2 separate regions of the Homo sapiens genome follow, and region 2 is linked to region 1. Evidence: chromatin loops called from intact Hi-C (ENCODE). Cell type or tissue: mammary epithelial cell. All regions are shown on one strand. Links, peaks and the distances in the headings refer to the core of each region. The heading gives the core; the rest is flanking DNA. Region 1 overlaps C15orf40 (chromosome 15 open reading frame 40). Region 2 overlaps CPEB1 (cytoplasmic polyadenylation element binding protein 1).

Region 1 (2,816 bases), core at 279-2,778:
CAGCGTCTTGCCCTCTCACCCAAGCTGGAGTGCAGTGGCGCAATCATGGCTCACTACGTCGAACTCCTGAGCTCAAGTGATCCTCCTGCCTCAGCCTCGCAAGTAGCTGAGACTACAGGCACACACCACCATGCCTAGTTAATTTTTTTAATTTTTTTTGGAGAAATGGGGTCTTACCACGTCGCCCAAGCTGGTCTCAAACTCCTGGCCACAAACTATCCTCCTACCTCAGCTTCCCAAAGTGCTGGGATTACAAGCGTGAGCCAACATGGCCAGCCTTACCTTTTACTTTTAAATTATGTTAGCCACATTTCAAGTGCTCAATAGCCACATGTGGTGTGAGCAGCTATCACGTGTACATGCCACCCAGTACGGCTGTAGAAGAGAACTAAAGGCTAGCTAGCATTTCTGTTGACTTGACTCACTCCCTTATTGTCCACAGTGCCCCAATCCCCCTAGGCATCTCTGGGGAAACCTAAGGCTTTGAAACAGTTTGAACGTCACTGCGATAGTAAAAACACATCACAGATTAGTTTTCTGTAGAAATGACCAGGGAGTACGTAACTTGTGGCTGCAAAGTTTGGGGATTCTTCCCTCCCCAAACTCTATCTAGGGGACCGATGGACCCTGAGGCAGACAGGATTATAAAATGCAAAAACCCTTAATAACTAAATTATGAGGATTGTCTGAGGAATGCCTATGTGGGTAGAAATAGGTGGTCTTCCTGCAACCTAGAAAAAGGGAGTTCCTGTACTATGAAGGATCATTATCTCCAGTGTTGTCCCAAAAGACCTTCTGTGGCTGGCTGATACCATAGGTCCATCCCTGCAGCAGAAATGGGAGCTATAGATGGTCATAGCTCCCTTACCCTGGCCCCTAATTTCCCTGGCTCTGATTCCAGGCTCTCCAAGCAGCCTTCAAATGATGATTCTCTTAAAGAGATTTCCCAAAGGGACAGAATGTTCTCACTAGCAGATCCCACTATACAGTCTATTTGGCAGTTGTGTTCTTCACTCAAGTTAATAAGCTGGCATCTTGATAAGAAATTAGCTCCTTGCCAATTGCCCAGCCTAGATCCATTTTCAGAAACACTGGCTACGTGGATTTCTGAAACCTGCAGAGTTAAGGAAGGAACTCAAGACCATGCTGACTCCACCATGGCAATGGGCTGAGACTCTCACGAACCCAGCTGGCCCCAAGTTAACAACACTCCGACCTGAGCTAAATTTAAGATACAAGGGGACTAAGCTTAAGGAATGGCTCTGAGAAAACGAGAAGGATCACAGCATGTGAGCCCGTAGTCAGGCACTGCAGACTACCTAATAGTGCTGTTCACTACAAAAGGAAACGAGTTTCAGTTTGTGTGGCTTTTTGCTGTTGTGTTATGGTGCCACCTCTTGGATGTAAATTGAAATTCTAAGTTTTTAGTCACTAGTTACATGCATTAAAACAATTTGAATTTGGGGCCATGTGGGTTCTAAAATTTATACTCTGCATTACAGCTAAAGAACTATGTAACCAAATCCCTGGAATCTAGGAGGGGGATGCTGACAGCCCACAGCCCAGAGAGCTGCCTCCTAAAGTTTGAGCATTTAGGTATTTGGAACTTTATTTTTCAAGATGGAATCTCTGTCGCCCAGGCTGGAATGCAGTGGCATGATCTTGGCTCACTGCAACCTCTGCCTCCTGGGTTCAAGCAATTCTCAGGCCTCAGCCTCCCAAGTAGCTGGGACTACAGGCATGCATTGCCATGCCCAGCGAATATTTGTATTTGTAGTAGAAACAGGGTTTCGCCATATTGGTCAGGCTGGTCTTAAACTCCTGACTTCAAGTGATCCACCCGCCTCAGCCTCCCAAAGTGCTGGGATTACAGGCATAAGCCACTGCACTGGCCTAGGTGTGCACTGCAAAGGTTCCACCTTCATCCTCTGGTTATTGCTGTCCCTCCCCTAACCGAGAGGAAAGTGTGGAATGGCTCACAGAAATCAGAAGTCTGAAATCTCTGCTCCTGCCTCCAGGGCATAATGAGCCAGGCTGTTCTTTCCCAGGATCTGTCGAAGTACAGCATAGGCAAACCACCTAGCAGTGTCTGTCAAGTAAGCAACCAAGTTAATAAGTGATTAATACATCATGTTTGCACAAGTAATTATCATTTATTAAGGTGCGGGTGATAGATGACAGATGCAGTGCTAGAACATCATATGTCGGCATAGTTGGATAAATATTTTTCAAACCTTATTCATAGGCTGCTTCAAATCCAGGATTCTCAGGACAGCACAGGACAAGAAAGACAGTGTAATCAAGTCACTATAGACTGCCTAGCCAGTACTCACTTGAAATTAATGGGAGTGAGCAAAGCTAGAACCATGTCATTAGACAAATGTTACGGAGGCTGAATATTTTGTGTCTTGGGCACTAGGTCACTGGGTCTACTTCAGTATTTACAGGGGAATACCAGGGCCCAGATGATGAAAAGTACATTAACTGAGCTTCTACAGCAGGTCAAGGTGCCCAAGCCTTAGCTGTGATCTCTTAACAGTAGGAATAGTCCTGTGTGAGACAATTAAGTTGTGAGGCTGCTGTAGACTATCTTGTTTGCAGTGGGGAAAAGGGAATCGTGTTCTGGGAATACAGCCCCTGGGCCAGTTCCTACCTCCAACAGTAGTTTGTTTTGTTTTGTTTGTTTCTGTTTTTTTGTTGTTGTTATTGAGACAGAGCCTTGCTCTGTCACCCAGGCTGGAGTGCAGTGGTGTGATCCCGGCTCACTGCAGCTTCTGATTCCCGGGTTCAAGCAATTCTCCTGCTTCAGCCTCCCA
Region 2 (2,816 bases), core at 187-2,686, 420 kb before region 1:
TGTTGCCTAAACTTACAGTTAAAAGAAATGCAGCTGGGCTTGGTGGCTCACACCTGTAATCCCAGCACTTTGGGAGGTCGAGGCAGGTGGATCACAAGGTCAGGAGACAGAAACCATCCTGGCTAACAATGTGAAACCCAGTCTCTATTAAAAATACAAAAAATTAGCCAGGCATGGCGGTGGGCGCCTGCAGTCCCAGCTACTCAGGAAGCTGAGGCAGGAGAATGGCATGAACCCGGCAGGCAGAGCTTGCAGTGAGTGGAGATCGCACCACTGCACTCCAGCCTGGGTGACACAGCGAGACTCCGTCTCAAAAAAAAAAAAAAAAAAAAAAAAAGCTACGTTTCAGTTAAACATCACTGAACGTGAAGATACAAGTTTTTACCTGTCTAAATTATTGGACCCCCTGAATTCTATCCATGTACCCAGGTTAAGAATCCCATAATGCAGGCTGGGTGCGGTGGCTCACACCTGTAATCCCAGCACTTTGGGAGGCAAAGGTAGGTGGATCACTTGAGGTCAGGAGTTCAAGACCAGCCTGGCCAACATGGTGAAACCCCATCTCTACTAAAAATACAAAAATTAGCCAGGCGTGGTGGTGGGCACCTGTAATCTCAGCTACTCTAGAGGCTGAGGCAGGAGAATCGCTTGAACCTGGGAGGAGGAGGTTACAGTGAGCCAAGATCACGCCACTGCACTCCAGCCTGGGCAAGACAGAGCGAGACTCCATCAAAAAAAAAAAAAAAAAAATCCCATAATGCATCTATCTACACAGTAAAATGCTATGTAGCCTTGAAAAGGGATATAAAAAATTAACACAAAGATAAAAGAGGCAAATAGTGTGTTCAAAATATTTAATATACACGTTTGAAAAAAAAAACTGGAGAGATACACCAAAATGTTAACAATAGTTATTTCTCAGTAGTAAGATGACATAATTTTTTTTTCCTAATTTGCTTTTTTTTTTTTTTTTTTTACAGTGAACACATTGTAACAAGAAAAAAAATGCAAGCTATTAAACTGGGTAAGGTGACAACATCCCCTAAATAAACTTGAGTAGTTTTTGCAGATAAAAGCCCATATTAGATTTCAAATTTGACATCAGGAGTTCAATGACAAAATGATATTAGGATCATAAATTTAAATAAGCCACAAAACATTAAAAATAAGAGTGACTTTGGAGGGCATTTAGCGGAAGCCCTTTATTTCACAGTAGGAAGACCCTCCCCCCAGTACTAATTCCAGAAGCCTTAAGTGCTGATCTCTGCATAGTTCCCTCTACCCCCATAAATGTACTCATTTATTCTCCAGACAAAATGATGCAACATATCTACGTTTGGAAACTAGACCACATTCTCCAAAGTGGAAGTAATACAGACTGTGATCAAGACACAACCAACAGTTAAGCTTTCAGCGGCAAAGTCTGGACATTCCAGCAGATGGGGGTGGTACCATGCAGAATAAGACTTTCAAAATTTAAATGAAACATCACATTCTCACTTTTCAAGGGAGAAAAAGAGCAGAAAACTTATTTTTGAAGTCCAGGAAGAACTAGGCAACTTACAACTATCACCACATTCCTCAAAACAACCCCATGGAGAAGACAGGCATTATATCCCTTTTACAAGCATTAAAGCCATGGCACAAAACAGGTGAAGCAATTTGACCAAGCTAAGCACTCATCTCATTCAAAACCCGAGCCCTTCCCCCACCATGCCCTTTATACAATTATATTGTAAAATTCCATTTTGTTTTTTAAAATAGCATGCAAGTAATAAGTAAAAGATGATCACTTTCACATCTCGGCAGCGTTCCTTGTCCTCAATCCTACTCTCTTCTCTGAATGAACAGTTTGAGATATTCCTTTTGTACCATTTCCTATGCATTTGTGAACACTGTTACCAACACTGGTACTATTCAACTTTAAGTTCTGCCAATATGATAGGTTAAAAAATACACTACTTAATAAATGAGAATCTTGAGTGTCAGGCACTAGCTAGGCAACCAGGATATAAGTGAAGAAAAAAAAAAAAGTTACAGCTCTTGTCTTTTTGGGTTTACTATTGTAGTGGTAGAGAAAAACCTGATAATGGTGTAAGTGATAAAGTATAATTGTGAGCAAGGTGCTAGGAAGGAAACAGACATCAGGATACAAAAGTATGTAAGGTGGTTTCTGGCCTAATAGGGGAACAGTAGTTAGAATTTCCTTGGGTAAGTATGCCTTTCAGATATTTGTTAACCTCATTTGGAATGTTAATCTAATTTGATTGGAAGGTTGAAGCATTTTTTTCAGATACAAAAAAAAAAAAAGCCACTAGCTATCAATTTTCAGTTTATATCCTTTGCCCTCTTTAAGAATGAGTTCTTATACTGTGGCTTTTCCTTTACATCAATAAGCCAGTACTTATTGTCCTCTAGAAAGAGAAATACCCTAAAAGAAAGAATACTCTAAAAATAATTTTGTTATACTTTTCTAAGCACTATGTTAAAAGTGCTTTAAACTCTAGACTATTTACAGAGGCCTCTAGTTTTAAATGTTATTCCCCTTTAAAAAAAATTACATAAAATAAATTTGATCTCTCCTTCTCTGCGTTTTTGGTCAGAACCAAAAGTTACCTAAGCTACATTTTTGTCCAGGTCAGCCAGATTGCTGGTAAAAACTAACTTCAATCAATCTGCATGAAAATGAGTAGACCACCTACAGTTAGTTTGTATTTCTGTGTTCATCGGGAAAGAATCTAAAGAAGTTGTAGGTTCAGGCTGGTTTCACAGCTATTCTAAATTTAGATTCACACATACAGTGCACATACACTCCC

Evidence for each region. Peaks named below come from ENCODE experiments on the same cell type or tissue, not always from the same donor. Only the 100,000 strongest peaks of a DNase experiment are listed, where the experiment ranks them.
Region 2: it touches region 1 in a loop (5-fold over the local background); 4 of 110 quality-filtered maps call a loop at or near these places.

What each region holds. Positions count from the first base shown.
Region 1 is chr15:82,999,218-83,002,033 of GRCh38, forward strand. It overlaps C15orf40 (chromosome 15 open reading frame 40), which reads right to left. Exons shown (of 4, transcript NM_144597.3): 4 at 1-2,816. Among named protein-coding and RNA genes, the nearest start is that of C15orf40, 11 kb to the right of the region's middle. RefSeq lists a silencer at 1,200-1,494. In mammary epithelial cell, for the core only: a CTCF peak has its summit at 1,378 (motif pointing left); a DNase peak (open chromatin) is centred at 1,354; H3K4me3 peaks cover 419 bases.
Region 2 is chr15:82,583,947-82,586,762 of GRCh38, forward strand. The region is part of intron 3 of CPEB1 (cytoplasmic polyadenylation element binding protein 1); the gene reads right to left. Among named protein-coding and RNA genes, the nearest start is that of RPS17, 45 kb to the left of the region's middle. In mammary epithelial cell, for the core only: a CTCF peak has its summit at 1,432 (motif pointing right); no DNase peak of the experiment used is centred there.